2 separate regions of the Homo sapiens genome follow, and region 2 is linked to region 1. Evidence: read pairs that join two places in POLR2A ChIA-PET (ENCODE). Cell type or tissue: OCI-LY7. All regions are shown on one strand. Links, peaks and the distances in the headings refer to the core of each region. The heading gives the core; the rest is flanking DNA.

Region 1 (8,344 bases), core at 81-8,080:
TTTTCCCTTTTTATTCTCCCCCCCTCTTTTTTTCCACTACTCTAATGAAATTTGCAGACATGGAAAGGAAACTGAGTTATTTATAGGAGTGGGAGGAATGTGAGTGCTAATTGTGCTTAGTCTATTCCTAAGTACGTAATCTGTTTGCTATTAAATTTTACAATCTTTCAGCAATATACACATTTTTTAAAGACAGAACTTCATAAATCTGACAAAGAATAACCAAAGTAAATAATTCTAAGGGTTTAAATCTTCTAATCAAAATCAGGTTTAAAATTATATAAAAAATTGTTTGTAGAATTAACTTATTTTGCAGCACTAACATTTCCCTTCTTCCTTTGACTAGTTTATTCATTTCTTTTCTAGACTTGTAAAGTTTGATACAGCTACTCATGGATGATATAAATTTTGGGGGGCTGGTTATCATGCTTATGTGCATACTAACTCACAAGGCAAATTGGGTCAAATGAGAAGCTGTTGGTTGCAAGTGTCTGAAGAAGGTGCTGGGGCCTTGAACTCTAAATTGAACGTTTTGGTAATCAAATAGCTCAAATTATTCTGCATAGCTTAAAGTCATTCTGGATAGAAATTATCTTGGGACATAAATTTTTCTCAGGGTTCCCCATTTCCGTTATCTCTATCTAACAATTGCAAAAGCCTGCTTGTTAAAAATTAAATAAATGCTTGTTAAAAGGAACTAGAAAAAATCATAATCATTCCTAGGTAAATTTTTCATGGTGGAAATTATTTCCTGTTTGAAATTTGTTTTAGTTTGGCTGTCAAGGTTGCAAGAGACAGAAAATTACTCAAATTATTTTAAGGAAAGATGGCTTCATTAAAAGACAACGAATTAAATTCATAACTGAAAAACCACTGGGAAACTAGGCAGGTATGGGGGGTCATATGGAGGCCCTGACACATGGCTGTTTTTCCTTTTTCTGTGTCTTTGCACAGCTCCCTCTGCCTCCTTCTGCTTTTGGGTATCAATCAATACAATATTCACCTGTATTCTTACATATTGTTTTTCTTTATACTTTCTGCTTGCTCATATTACTTTATATTATGCTTTCTCATAACTTTGGTGTGTTGCAATATGTCATATTTCTGCCTAACACATGCTGTCATGTTGACTTCAGGTTCTACTGCTTAGCTGCCTTAGTCATTCAGAATTTTCAGTTAAAATTCTTCAGACAGGAAACCTGATGGGGTTTAGTCTGACTTGTTATTTTGACTTGCACTCCAAGCCACACTGTAGGTTGCTGGCCAGCTGATGATTTGGCTGTTTTTGAGTTAGTTGCCAATTTGTTTTAGTCACCTGTGGCTTGAGGTGGAGGGAACTGGGTCATGTGATCCATACAAGGATTCCTCTTCAATTGGAGCTCTAGGTAAATCAGCTATTTTGAAGGGTCTTTCACTAGTCTCCAGAGAAGGTGGCAAATATAAACCAGAATTAAAATAATAATCGGATTTTGATCATTTGCCATTTGAGTCTGTTTTTCTTCTGTATAAGTGAGATACTATCTAGTCTTGAGACTGCTTGGGGTAGTAACAAATCACCCCCAAATTTAGTGGCTTAGAAAAAGAAATCATTGTTTTTCTTATGATTCTACAGATTATTGACTGGGCAGTCCTGCTTCATGGAGTGTCACTGTGGGATGTCTGGAAGGCCCCAAATGTCTTCACTCACATAGCTGGCAATTGGTGCTGGCTGTGGCCTGGGAGCCCTACTGGGGCTATGGACCAGGGCCCTTGATTCTCCTCTCTGTGGGCCTTTGCAGGTCGCTTTTTGGGTTTAGTAACAGCATGGTGGCTGGGTTTCATGGAGGAACAGTTCAAGAAGACAAGCCCCAGTGTGCAAGCACGTATTCAAACCTCCACTGCATTATTCTTGCTAACATCCTATTGGTCACAGCTAGTCACAGGGCCAAGTCAGACTCCAAATGGATAGAGACTTACAAGTGTATGCATCTGAGAGTCATCGTTCAATGGGATCCCCCAAATGTCACATTAAATGAGATAATAGATGAAAAATGTTTTATGGTCTTTAATGCATGTAGTTAATGCTCAGTAAACATTTGAATAGTACTTCTGTTGAAGGAAATTTTGACAGTTTTTTTTCATCAAAATTAAAATGGTTACATTTCTGACACTTTTTGTTACCATATTTGGGTATTTCTTCATTCTTAAAAGATTCTTCAGGATTCTCAAAATTTCTATGTGGCCCAGCCTTCTCTCTTTCTCCAAGTGCCCCCGGTTCGTGTCTCCAGGGACCTTACAGTAACTAAGACAACCACTGCAAAATAGTATTTCAGGTTAGGCATTCAGTGGGCCCAGAATGAGATCGGTTAGCTTGGGAAAGCATCGCAGAAGAGAAAGCCTTAGAAGTTCTTAGGTGAAGAGAAATAACCATTCTGTCAGTTCTGGAATCTCTTGATTTTGCAGAAGAAGAAACTGAAGCTTAGAAAGGAAAAGCTATCTGCCTAAAATCACCATCAGTGAGCAATAGAGAATTGGAACCACTTTTTTTCTGATACATTCATCCATTCACAAATATGTATTGAGTGTTAAGCACCATATGACGCTTGTTATATATGGAAGAAAACAAAAGGGATATGCCCTCAACTTTGTGGCCTTTATGGTCTAACCTAGGGTAAAGATAGTAAATAAGTGAACTAACCATCCAAAATTGTGATAGACACTTTGAACAAACCCAACAGAGCAGAATGATAGAGAATGGTGTTGGAAACATGGAGAGTCAGGAAAGGGTTTTCTGGTGATATAAAATTTAAGCTGCATCCCAAAGGGGAACTGAGAGGGCGCCAGCCCTGAGAAGATCAGAACCACATCCCAGACAGAGGGAGCAATATTTGTCAAGGTGCTGAGCCTGGAACAATTTTTATGTGTTAGAGGAAATAAAAGGAAAAAAATTCCGTTAGTGGGACCACTGAGAATGAAGAGGTGAGATGCACCTGACTAACTTGGAGAGGTAGGGGAGATGCACCTGACTAACTTGGAGAGGTAGGAGGGATCAGAACCTGCAGGGCCTTTGGGGTCATGGAAAGAAATTTGAATTTTATTTTAGATACAGTAGGAAGTCGCTGAAGTTTTTAAGAAAAAGAGCAACTTAATCCAATTTATATTTTTAAAAGGCTTACTCAACACATGTTGATTGAAAATCTATTTATTTGCCAAGGACTCTGCCAAGTGATATTGTAGCAGAAAAATAACATATGGCTCTGGAGAGGCATCTATAGCATAATAGATTGGAGTGTGTGTGGGGGGAAGAAAGACACATCCATTAGTGACAACATAAGTGTGGTAAGTTACACAACAGACTGTTTTCTGCGTTGCTCACAAAATCTTCCTCCGTGAACCTGTCTGTGGTCTCACTGAAATGACAGCTTTAGCTGGCTAGTACCATGGAACCCAGTTTCCCAGACATAGGCAATTCATCCAGGGTGAGACACTGGTCCAGGCTGGAGCCATTATAGACCAGGAACACATTAGAATCTCCCTTAAACATTAGTTAAACAACACAGAGAATGTAATCATTAATGGTGATCACTGAGCCTTGAAGATGATAAAGCCATGAGGCTATTGTTTATGTTGGACACTGTGCAATCAGAGGTGGTTGGTCAGCTAAAAGAAGAATCAGAAGAGAGGCAGACAGAAAGCAGATGAGAAACAGATCACAATATTTGAAAGGCATATTTAAAAATATAGATTCCTAAGGGGCTTCCCAGTTCCAATCTTTGCAACTCTGTATTCATTTTAGTCTTTGCCTGTGAAATTTCTTACCACACCCTTAAGGGATATCAGTGTCTCTCCCTGCCTCCTCATACTTGAGATGGGTCTACAAAGATTTGTAGGCTTTTCATGGTCAGAGAGGCAGGAGAAGGGTATTCCAGGCAAAAACAATAGTCTATTTAAAGGGACAGAAGCATAAGCATTCTAAAGGCGAGCTACTTCAGAAGGTGGTTTCAGTAAACACTGTATGAAATGTTGGCTGGGAATAAGAAGACCACCAAGCTTGATGACTGAAGCTTAGTGAAGGGAAGTTGAAAAGCTATTTGGAATGAAATCTCCACTTACAAGTCAAATAGTTGATGGTGATGGAAAAAGTATACCTTACTGAATTCTTTAAGTAATATAAAATTCCCGTGGACAATTTTCAGCACCAAACACACTACTTGGCATTTAGCAGGTATTCAGTAAATATTCGAGGTGTGCATATTGTCTTTATTTTTCATTTCCTCCAGTTCACAGCCAGTAGTAAACAAGGGCATATTACAAATTGAGATCCAAGTTGGGTTAAGTACACAGGTAAGCACTGAAACATGCAAGAGTATTTGCAATAAGAAGCTCAAATTCTATTCCACCATGAATAATAAGCTGAATTCCAGTTGGCCAATCTCCATTCCTTCCCAAAAGTGTTGAACTGGTAACCTGCTCACCCTCATTCCTCTTGGAATTTACAGATGTGTGCCGGACAGTGTGGGAAACAGTGTTTTACAGCAGCAATTAGTTTATTCCTGGGGTAAACAGTAGAACTTTAGGGATAATTGCAGCAAGAAATTTGTTCCCTATTGCAGTGTGAATAACCTACAGGCAGCCAGTTGGCTGCTTGCCCTACAAATCCCAAAAAGGACATTGGCAACTGTTTTGCATTTGTGCCCAGTAGGGATTTGCAGATGCACAGTGGGGAGAGGAGAAAAGATGGGCTGTGTTTTTACCAATGTTTGCAAAGCCAAGGATGGCTTTCCAGGACAGGTTAATTCAGAAGCGGGAAATTTGGGTTTGTGTAAGGGGACAGCTTGCTTCTCTTTAAGATGGAAGCTGCAGCTCGAGTGCCAGTTGGCAGCTCCTGAGTCTGCTATAGGGCCAACACACATGCAGGCAGCAGAGTCACTTAATCCCTTTGACTTTGCTATTTCCTGCCTATGACTGTACTAAGCTTGTTGAAGCCTGAAGCAACATGTGACTATGAGATTGTGGGCAGCCAGGAGCCAGTCTTCCACAGCCTTGGACAAACTGACTGTACCACCCTCTACAATTTGCTTCCTAGCCAAGGTTGGCTATTTCCCCAAATTTCTCTTTCAGGTGTGGCATTATAGAGACCATTATTACTGTTGTTGCTGCATTTAAGAGAACACAGACACAATAGTTTCCAGCTTGCTTTTGTACATAGTTTCCCTAAATATGTTACTATCTCCAGTGCAGGCTCCAATTTGAAATGTCATCACAGGCAGCAGCAATGTCACATATTTTTATGGCATTTTCTCTTATGATCGTTGTGTAATTATACTTTAATATTTAGGTGTGGACATTAAGGAAGGGGTTATTTCTGTCATACAGAAGGGAAAAATTACTAGGAAAATACATAAAAAGTTAACTTTGTAGTTGATGTTGGAGATAGTGATTTCTATTACTACAGATCATTTAATCTTTCCTTGTGAGTGGGAGAAGTGCAGTCTTGCTTTATTAATTGCTAATAATTTTCCCATATAAACTCAGAGAACCTCAAAAGTGGTTACTGTGCCTTCTGTATCTCTTGCCTCCTAATTGATTTCCCTGCATCCGTCCCTGGGTCCCTTTCCCCTATCCTCAATCTGTTCTATATACATGGCAATTCTAATCATGACAAGCTTAAATTAATTTAATACTATCCTATTATCTTTGGGATAAAGATCACACGTGCTTCCTGAGGTCAGCCTTCTTAGCATGGCCGAAAAGGTCCTACCTGATTTGGCACCAGTATCATCTCTCAGGCACTCACAAACCCATTCTCCACAATTCAGTCTTTTCTGCTGGTCTTTTCTTCTGATTGTCTAATGCATGTGATTCTTCTTGCCACAAGACCATTGCACATTCCATTCCAGCTTCCTGGAATGCTCTTCCCACTGGTCTCTGTAAAAGTTAACTGCTTCTTATCCTTCAAATCTCAGCTCATGCTTACTCTCTTCCCTAATTTCCAGACTTACTCAGATTACCCTGTCACTCCCTCAAACAGCATCTGTAAATCTCCTTCTTAACTCTGATCACAATCTGTCATCCTACAAGATGACTTTGTAGGATGACTTTGTAGGGAGTACTTAGCTGATGCCTACTTTTCCTCCTCAATAAAGACAAGGACTCTATTTCCAGCACTATCATGACCCTGGTGGAGGAAGACCGTGGTGAACTCTATGCAAAGAAAGCATGAATCAAGTCAAGAAGGAGGTGCCAAATTTAAAGTTAAAAAGAAGCAGAATGAAAAGCAACTGAGGAAAACAATTCTAAAGGGGCTTTAAAGCAAACAAGTCAAGATCAGTATCAATTTTAGTTTGAAGGAGCTGATGGACAAGATGTGAATTTCCAGTGAAGCAGGCTCTGAACTTCATTTTGAAGTTAAAAATTGACTCGGGTTCAGAGACAGCATTAGAGAGGTAGGATCACTCATCTCCAAACAAAGGGCATTTTCTTTTATTTATATATATATATAAAACAGATATATAAATATATTATATATATTTAATAATATATATTTAATATTTATATGATATATATTATATATAATTTATATATTACATATATATTACATATATATACAAATATATATAAAATATATATATATATTACAAGTTATTGGGGTGCAGGTGGTATTTGGTTACATGAGTAAGTTCTTTAGTGGTGATTTGTGAGATTTTGGTGCATCCATCACCCAAGCAGTATATACTGCACTATGTTTGTAGTCTTTTATCCCTCGCCCCATCCCACTCTTCCCCCAAAGTCCATTGTATCATTCTTATGCCTTTGCATCCTCATAGCTTAGCTCCCACATATCAGTGAGGACATACAATGTTTGGTTTTCCATTCCTGAGTTATTTCACTTAGAATAATAGTCTCCAATCTCAGCCAGGTCGCTGTGAATGGCATTAATTCATTCCTTTTTATGGCTGAGTAGTATTCCATCATATAAATATACCACAATTTCTTTATCCACTCGTTGACTGATGGGCATTTGGGTTAGTCTGATGATTTTGTAATTACGAATTGTGCTGCTATAAACATGCATGTGCAAGTATCTTTTTGTATAATGACTTCTTTTCTTCTGGGTAGGCACCCAGTAGTAGGATTGCCAGATCAAATGGTTTTCTACTTTTCATTCTTTAAGGAATCTCCACACTGTTTTCCATAGGGGTAGTACTAGTTTACATTTCCACCAACAGTGTTGAAGTGTTCCCTGTTCACTGCATCCACACCAATATCTACTGTTTTTTGATTTTTTTATTATGCTCATTCTTGCAGGAGTAAGGTGATATTGCATTGTGGTTTTGAGTTGCATTTCCCTGATTATTAGTGATGTTGAGCATTTTTTTATGTTTGTTGGCCATTTGTATATCTTTTTTGAGAATTGTCTATTCATGTTCTTAGCCCACTTTTCAATGGGATTGTTTGTTTTTTTCTTACTAGTTTGTTTGAGTTCATTGTAGATTCTCAATATTAGTCTTTTGTCAGATGTATAGATTGTGATTTTCTCTCACTTTGTGGGTTGTCTGTTTACTCTGCTGACTGTTCCATTTGCCGTGCAAAAGTTCTTTAGTTTAGTTAAGTCTCAGCTATTTATCTCTTCTTTTTTTTGGCATTTGCTTTTGGGTTCTTGGTCATGAAATCCTTGCCTAAGCCAATATCTAGAAGGGTTTTTACAATGTTATCTTTTAGAATTTTTATAGTTTCAGGTCCTAGGTTTAAGTCTTTAATCCACCTTGAGTTGATTTTTGTATAAGGTGAGAGATGAAGATCCAGTTTCATTCTCCTACATGTGGCTAGCCAATTATCCCACATCATTGTTGAAAATGGTGTCCTTTCCCCACTTTATGTTTTTGTTTGCTTTGTCAAAATTCAGTTGGCTGTAAATATTTGGGTTTATTTCTGTGTCTCTATTCTGTTCCATTGGTCTATGTACCTATTTCTGTACCAGTACCACACTGTTTTGGTGACTATGGCCTTACAGTATAGTTTGCAGTCAGATAGTGTGGTGCCTCCAGATTTGTTCTTTTTGCTTAGTCTTGCTTTGGCTATGTGAGCTCTTTCTTAGTTCCACATGAATTTTAGAATTGTTTTTTCTAATTCTGTGAAAAATGATGGTGGTATTTTGATGGGGATTGCATTGAATATGTAGATTGCTTTTGGCAGTATGGTCATTTTCACAATATTGATTCTACCCCTCCATGAGCATGGGATGTGTTTCCATTTGTTTGTGTTGTCTATGATTTCTTTCATCAGCGTTTTGTAGTTTTCCTTGTAGAGGTCTTTCAACTCCTTGGTTAGGTATATTCCTACTTATTTTATTTTTATTTTTTGT
Region 2 (8,344 bases), core at 219-8,218, 110 kb after region 1:
TCTACCAATCGGACTAGCCTGACAGTAAATTAAACAAGAATTGTATTGAAGAAGACACAAATAAATGAAAAGATATCCCATGTTCATGGATTGGAATAATTAATATTGTTATAATGTTCATACTATCCAAAGTTATCTTTAATGTTGTTAAAATGTCCATACTGCCCAAAGCAATCTACAGATTCAATGCAATCCCTATCAAAATACCAGTGACATTCTTCACAGAAATAGAAAAAGAACAATCCTACAATTCATATGCAGCAACAAAAGACCCTGAATAGCCAAAGCAATCTTGAGCAAAAAGAGCAAAGCTGGAGGCATCATACCACCTGAGTTCAAAATATACTACAAAGCTATAATAATCAAAACAGTCTGATACCGACATAAAAAACACACATAGACCAATGGAACAGAATAGAGAGCCCTAAAATAAATGTACACATTTATGCTCAATTGATTTTTGACAAAGGTGCCAAGAACACACAATGAGGAAACAGCAGTCTCTTCAATAAACAGTGCTGGAAAAACTGTATATCCTCATGCAGAATAATGAACTTGATCCCTAACATCATAAATCTCACTACTAAATATATATCCAAAGAAAATGAAATTCATATTTTGAAGAGATATCAGCACGCCCATGTTCATTGCAGCATTATTCACAATAGCCAAGATATGGAATCAGCCTAAGTGTACATCAGTGGATGAAGAGATAAAGAAAATGTGACACATATACACAATGAAATAGTGTGAAGCCCTATAAAAGAAGGAAATTCTGTCATTTGTGACTGTATTGGTGAATCTGGAGGACGTTGTGTTAAATGAAATAAGCCAGGCACAGAAAGACAAACACCACATGATTTCATTTATATTTGAAATCTGAAAGTGTTAAACTCATAGAGTTAGAGAAAAGAATGGTGGTTATTATCAGTGGTTGGGGTCGGGGGTTGGAAAGATGTTGGCCAAATGATACAAAATTTCAGTTAGAAGGAATAAATTCAAGAAATCTATTGTACAACATGGTGACTATAGTTAATAATATTGTATTGTATTTTGAAAATGGCTGAGTAGATTTTTAATGTTCTTACTACAAAAAATATGTGAGATGATACATATGTTAATTAGCTTAGTTGAGCCATTCAACAATGTATGCGTATTTCAGAACATCATGTTGTACCCAATAAATATATACAAGTTTTTTCAATTAGAAAATTTAAATTACACTTTAAGGAAATACGGATGGTATATTCTTGCCAGAACAAGTAACTTTTAAGAAAATTTAGCCTTCATTTTCTGATGTGCAAGATCTAAATGACTAGATTTCTTTGAATGATATTGATTCGTTCAAATATAATATTGAATATTATTTTTATTTCCATTTTGGTTTCAGTTATATTTTTTAACCTGGAGTGCTCAATTTGTAAATTCTGCATTCCTCCTGGTGCCTACTTATTAACAGACATTGTTAACTGCATTACATCCGTTTTTCTATTAAGTGTTTTTTCAGTTGTGTCTGTGTGTTTGCAAACATCTAGATTAAAAAAATAGATGTTTCTAAGTGTCTCAAAATGTTAAATAAGGTGACTTTTAAGTTTTTCATTCTGATGTTACAGTTCTTGGAACAAAGCTCAAAAGCTATATTCAGGTAAGATATGAGTATACATATACACGATTTAACAGTAACACTTATTTGAATTAGTAGTCATTTATGGCAGCTATTAACTTTCTATGTGACTAGTAGAAAAGTAAGATCTGATTTTTTATCAATGTAGTTTATTATTATAGAAAAAATTATTCACATTTCATATAAGCACTAGGATTTCTACTATACACAATATTTGTATTCCTGAAAAATTAAAAAAAAACTTTTTTGTGCAAAATTATATGGTAAAAATAACAAGACTCTTGGGGGAAATAGAGCTGGGGAGACCACACACAACTTATGCAATTTTATAACCAGAACACTCACAAAAATGAATATTGGTACCTTGGACACTGGCAGGCAGCAACTCAGCATGCCTGGAGCTGCTTCACAGAATATTAAAAATGCACAGAGTAAGTAAAATGGAAACACAGGCAGTGAGGCAACGCAAATGGAAGAGGAGCTCTGATCAGCTGGGCTGCTTAAAGGTGAGAACAGGAGGAAATGCAACTGCCAAGGTCAGTGTGTGTGTTTTTCTGGAAGGAGGCCCTGAATGAAGCGTTCATTTTTAATTTTTTAAGGTCAGTGTGTGTGTTTTTCTGGAAGGAGGCCCTGAATGAAGCATTCATTTTTAATTTTTTTAAAAATGGAGCTTTCTGTTGGGAGGCCAAGGAGGGTGGATCACGAGGTCAGGAGATCGAGACCATCCAGGCCAACATGGTGAAACCCCGTCTCTACTAAAAATACAACAAATTAGCCAGGCGTGGTGGTGGGCACCTGTAGTCCCAGCTACTCAGGAGGCTGAGGCAGGAGAATGGCATGAACACGGGAGGCGGAGCTTGCAGCAGTGAGGTGAGATCGCACCACTGTACTCCAGCCTGGGTGACAGAGCGAGACTCTGTCTCAAAAAAAAAAAAAAAAAAAAAAAAGAAAATAATAATAATAATAGAGCTTTCTGAAAGTGTTTCTACTTCTTCTATAGATGAGCTGAGGGAATTTTTTCCTTTCTGCTAAAGTTTATGATTCTCATTTCACTATTTCTTTCTCCTATTGCCTAACAAAACTGCATCTGAATCAGTACAACCTCCACATGGTGAGCTAATTGATGTTATAGAAACTTGTGTTTCGACACAGTGTTTCTGAAGCTTTTGCATATACAAGAATTGCCTGAAAGGCTTTTAAAGAACAGATTTCCAGGTCCCATTTCTGACAAACTTCCAGACGAGGCAGATACCACTGGTGGCACAGGTCACCTTTTAAGTGGCGAGGCTGTTACAGTGCAGATGTGTAATATTCTCTCTTCCTTCGCTGGTGAATTTCAACATTGATGGAAATTGTATTGGATACTGGATCCATACTTTCAGAAAATGAAGTGAGAACATCTCACCAATACATTTTTGGTGAAGTTTTTACTGCTTCCATATGATTCAGCCTTCCACGCAGTTCAGAAGAGTGACAGACACTGATTCACAATGATGCAGAATTATCAACATTACTTCAATCGGGTTATCCTTTGTAAATTTAATTAATTATTAGGTATATGAGAAAACAACAATTTGAAGAAATAGGCATACGTACTGGGATATTCCTACTACCTACTACCAAATCAAACATTTTCTACATAGACACCAAAGCTTTCAGGGAAACGTACCTGGTTTTAGAAAGCCCAACTTAGTTTGGGTGCCAAATATGTTTGCTTGCCTGGTTTTATTTTCCTAGAATTGTGAAAGAATTACTTCTGATAGAAAAAAGTTTTCATTATGATTTTCAGAGACAGACTTTAAAGAATAGCTCATACTGTTTCTGTTACATCCATTTTATCTTACAAAAACTGCTGCATGTACCAGATGATTTTGTCTGTCTGGGTTTCCATTGTCTAGTTTGGAAATGAAGAGGTTGGGTGGATGATTGCTCAAATCTATTTCAATTACAATATCTATGGGTCTGAAATCTGTAAGATGGCTTAGCATGTATCATTCAACAACACAGGCCAATGGCTTTTATTTCTCAAACAATTTTCTGGAAAAATTAAATGAATAACTTTTTTCATCTTCTCAGGCTCTCTCTCCTTTCCATGCACTATCAATGCTACTGAAGAAAAGGATGTTTTTAATGGTTATGAAGGATTTTTAAAAGAGTAAATAATAAGGATTTGTAATACTCAGTGCATTATCCTTAAGAAATGTAATACCTAATTAAAAAGACAAGAAATATAGAAGATTTAAGGTTAATACACAACAGCAGGGGGCTATGTTTCAAACTGAGTAGTAGAGACAAATAGCAAATAGAAGAGTGGCCTCTGGAGTACAATAGGCACCTCTTCAATACAGAACACATTCATTCATTCATCCAATAATTGTTTATTGATTTACTATTTGGTGGCAGGCACTCTGCTAGATGTTAAAATACAATGTTGAGGGGCTGGCAGTGAGCCTATGGAAGAGACAGAGAAAGAGTATGTGACTACATGGATAGAAAGAAAACCAAGAGTGTGTGATGTAGCAGTGGAGGGAAGACAGCTATTAGAAAAGGAAGGAAACGTTAACAATGTCAAAATGCTCATCAGAGATCAAGTAAGATAAAAACTGATAAACATGCATTAGGTATTGTGACATGGATGTTACCAGCAAACTTATCAAAAGTTGTCTCCATAAAGTGATAAGAATTGGAGCCAGACAGGAATTTGCTTCAGAGGAGTGTTAGAGGAAGAAATGGTGTTGGTGATTATACATATCTCTTTTGAGTAAGCTGGCCATAAATGACGGAAGAGAAAGAACAGTAGTTCAAGGGAGATGTGTAGTTATAGGCATTGAGCATGTCTTCTTTCCATGGGAAGAATCCAGCTGAGATGAAGATCTTGATTACATAAGAGAAAAAGATAATAGATGGTCTAGTATAGTGCTTTGAAACTTTCTTACGCATGTGAATCAGCTGAGGATCTTGTTTAAAATTTCTATCCTGATTTAGTAGATCTGAGATAAGACCCAAGATTCTTCATTTCTGTTGAGTTCCTAGGTGATACCGATGTTGTTGGTCTTTAGGTGACATTTCCAGTACCAAGAGTGTAGTAGAATTGCTGAGCAAGGTTATGGGTCCATTTAAATTGGGTGACCATATATTTTTAATGGATTATATTTGCCCTATCATGCAGTATTTTTCCTAGCATCTCTTGGTTGCTTGGCAGTAGGCAAAAATAAAACAGAAAGTAGGAGTTGAAGCTGTATATAGAAGGAACTGAATAAAGGGATGGATGGATTTGGAAATGCAGGTGGTCCAGGGTACTGGAGGTCCTGATGAAGTTGAAAAGCTGTCATAGTGGAAGTGACTGTAAAGCAAGTTGGGAGAAAAGGAACTCATGAATGAGGATTTTGAAAGTGAAAGAATTTGAGATGATGACAAGATCCAAGATGCAGCCCTGAAAGTATATGTCTGAAATAGCAGGGAATGGCAAGAGCCTTATTGTCATTTAACACCCAAGAAGGAAGAGGGCTTATGAGGATGGGTCAATTCCAGGGCACTCATGGTCAAATGCTGGGTGGTGGAAATTATAATGAGAAAAGAAGTTTAAGCTCTAAGGTCATGTGGGTACTGACCTGTTGATCTCCTTGGAATTTCTCTTAGAATTAACTTTTTTATGTAACAAGTATTTATTGAGCACCTACTATAAGCTAGGCACTTGTCTTAGTCTGTTTTATGTTGCTATAAGAGAATACCCGAGGCTAAGTAATCTATAAAGAAAGGAGGTTTATTTAGCTTATGAATCTGCAGGCTGCAATAGTTCAAGAGCATAGCACCACATCTGGCCAGCTTCTGGGGAAGGGCACATGTTGGGTCAAAACACGATGTGGAAGCAGGAAAGTGGGCAGGTGTGCAAAGAGATCACTGATAGAGGAAGCAAAAGTTCTGGAAGCTGAACTCACTTTTATAACAACTCTCTCTCCATTAAGTAATCCAGATGCATGAGAGTGAGAACTCACTTGCTCCCATAGGAGGATATTAATTTATTCATGAGTGATCCACCCTAATGACCGGAACACCTCCAATTAGGCCCTATCTCCCAACACCTCCACACTGGGGATCAAATTTCAACATGAATTTTGGAGGGGAAAACTCAAACCATAGCAACGCTGTTCTAGATACTGTAGGTACCCTACTGAACAAAACAAACAGTGCTTGCATTCTGGTGGATTCATGCCTCCAAAGTCCTGATTTCTGTGTGGATGGTGTTTTAAAAAGAGGCCGGGTGTGGTGGCTCATGCTTGTAATCCCAGCACTTTGAGAGGCCGAGGCGGGTGGATCACAAGGTCAGGAGTTTGAGACCAGCCTGACCAACATGGTGAAACTCCGTCTCTGCTGAAAATACAAAAAATTAGCCAGGTGTTGTGGCGGGCACCTATAATCCCAGCTACTCAGGAGGCTGAGGCAGAAGAATTGCTTGAACCCAGGAGGCGGAGGTTGCAGTGAGCCGAGATGGCATCACTGCACTCCAGCCAGGGCGACAGAGCGAGACTCTGCCTCAAAAAAAAAAAAAAAAAGAATCGCAAACTTGCTGTCCCCAGTGCTCCTCACCAAATTGAAACAATATACCTGGGATGAGAAGATAACTTTCATCATTGAATTTTTCTTGTTATGAAACTTTGAGTTTAACTTTATTCATCACTGGAGCAAAGAAAATTAGTTCGTGGGAAAAAGAGCAAAGAAAGTCACTTGACCAGCTTTGAAGAAGGCTTCTTTTGTTGATGCAGTCCAAAACCAAAGGAACCCTTTTATCTGATATTACTGAGAGTTACCTGAAGATGTGGGATGGGGACTTGTATACAATGTTAGGCTTGAAAATAACAAAAGGTAGCAACTCAAGATCAGAGATTACATGATTTTTGAGAATGTAGGACTAAGAGCATTGCCTATCAATGGATGGGTAACATAAAAGAAGAAAAGTCAACAATTGTATCACTATTGACTTTGTCTACCTGTTATTAAGCTTTTCTTACTCTAAGTGAATATCATAAGACAAAGTAATAATATAAATGAATTCATCATAAATATTTTGACTTAATTTTCAGCAGTATATGCTGCATAGAAAAATCATGTATATGGTGTCTCATAACCTGGGTTTGCTCCCTTATTGTACCATTGCTCAATTATGTTCTCTATTGCTTCTACCTGTAGAATGATTTCTATTCTGACTTTGTTTGCATTTCCCTAAAATCTCCCCCTGACATGTTATTAGTAAAAGCTGTTCACCTCACTGGACAGGGCCACAGATCAGTTACATAAAACAAAGGAAAAATTTCTCTTTTCTTTTGATAAATGCATATTAGGTTTTGGCATTAATTCTGGGCCCCAAAACGTAATGAAAAGCCCAGCCATTCCGTTTGAGTTTTGATGAATAGAAGACATGCTCTTTACCTTTGAAATCTGACTACAGAATCATACTACACTCCAAAACATTCATATTCCTCCAAAATTTCTCGGAAATTTTTGCACAAAGCCTCCTCCTTTCTTTCCTGGATCGTTTCTGAGACTTTGATCCTTTGCTATTTGGTTTGTCCTTATCAGTGAGAGCATTGGTACTAACGTGAATGGTGAAAATGAGATCAGCACCGTACAGGTAGAATTGAAATATTATGATAAATTATGAGATAGAGGAAGCCAGTTTAGGAAAACAGATTTTCCAAGCTTATAACTCACTCCAGCCTTATGAGATAATAAATTTAGGAGTGTTCCTCAACCTTCTTTTGAATTTGTGTAAGCTGATGATAAACCACAATATTTCTGTTGCAAGGGAAAAGGACCACAAAACATCTTTGGCCACCAAAGAGCTCAGCTCTTACAAAATATTTTGATGAGATAAGTGTAAATGAATCAGAAAACATACAGGTTGAATTTCCACCATTATACTCATGGGAAGATAGGAGGCCCTTTTGTCTTTTTCTTTTTCTTTTTAAATGAGAACAAGAATGCAGTTGACAAACATGGTTTAGGTTTTCTGAATCAAATATTTTGAAACCAGTTCAAGAGATTTTTTTGAATCTGAATGAACAAAAGGTTGTTTGCCCATTTCTCATTTTATCATTTGTTTTGGTTTTCTTGGCCTTTATTTGTCCAGGTGCCCAAAGGAGAGAGAGAATAAACTTGAACATTCTGACTTTGAAGGTAAGCATCTATTAATGGCAAAAACCTCCATTACTTTTGCACCAACCTAATATTTTTGGAACTTCCTTAATAAAATTCAGCTGTTGCAGAGGTAGCTATATATTTATCTCAAGAGGAAAATTTTTTCACTGAAAATACCATCAGCATTTCCATTTTAATGACATTAGATGGCCAGATAGGTTTGACAGAAAATTGCCTTTAGGGCTGTCTTTGGGCCAAAGTTTGGCTTTTTAAAAATTGCTAATCATCTTTCACTTTTAGCCTTTCTTCATTGTTCAATGCGCTACCCTACCAGATGGCCAATGCCCTGAGCTTTTACACTTTCTTCTAACTTCCCAACAATTTTCCAGTGGAACATCCCATGGATATGGCTAGGCCCTCATTATCAAAGCTTATTTTTTTTAGTACTAATTCCATATCATCCAAATAGTATATGTTAATTTTGTTTTTAAAATTTCTCTGAACTGTGTTCAAGTCTTTTATAGCTGGGGTACTCCTAATTAAATTTATATGTTATCAACATGTATATGCCGATAAAACATACAA

The links. Peaks named below come from ENCODE experiments on the same cell type or tissue, not always from the same donor. Only the 100,000 strongest peaks of a DNase experiment are listed, where the experiment ranks them.
Region 2: POLR2A ChIA-PET joins it to region 1 with 11 read pairs; 2 of 35 experiments call an interaction of 5 or more read pairs at or near these places.

Annotation. Positions count from the first base shown.
Region 1 is chr17:69,728,936-69,737,279 of GRCh38, forward strand. All of the region lies in intron 3 of LINC01483 (long intergenic non-protein coding RNA 1483), which reads left to right. Among named protein-coding and RNA genes, the nearest start is that of LINC01483, 140 kb to the left of the region's middle. In OCI-LY7, for the core only: no CTCF peak of the experiment used is centred there; a DNase peak (open chromatin) is centred at 4,926.
Region 2 is chr17:69,837,689-69,846,032 of GRCh38, forward strand. It overlaps LINC01483 (long intergenic non-protein coding RNA 1483), which reads left to right. Exons shown (of 5, transcript NR_109972.1): 4 at 7,752-7,798. Among named protein-coding and RNA genes, the nearest start is that of LINC01497, 120 kb to the right of the region's middle. In OCI-LY7, for the core only: no CTCF peak of the experiment used is centred there; no DNase peak of the experiment used is centred there.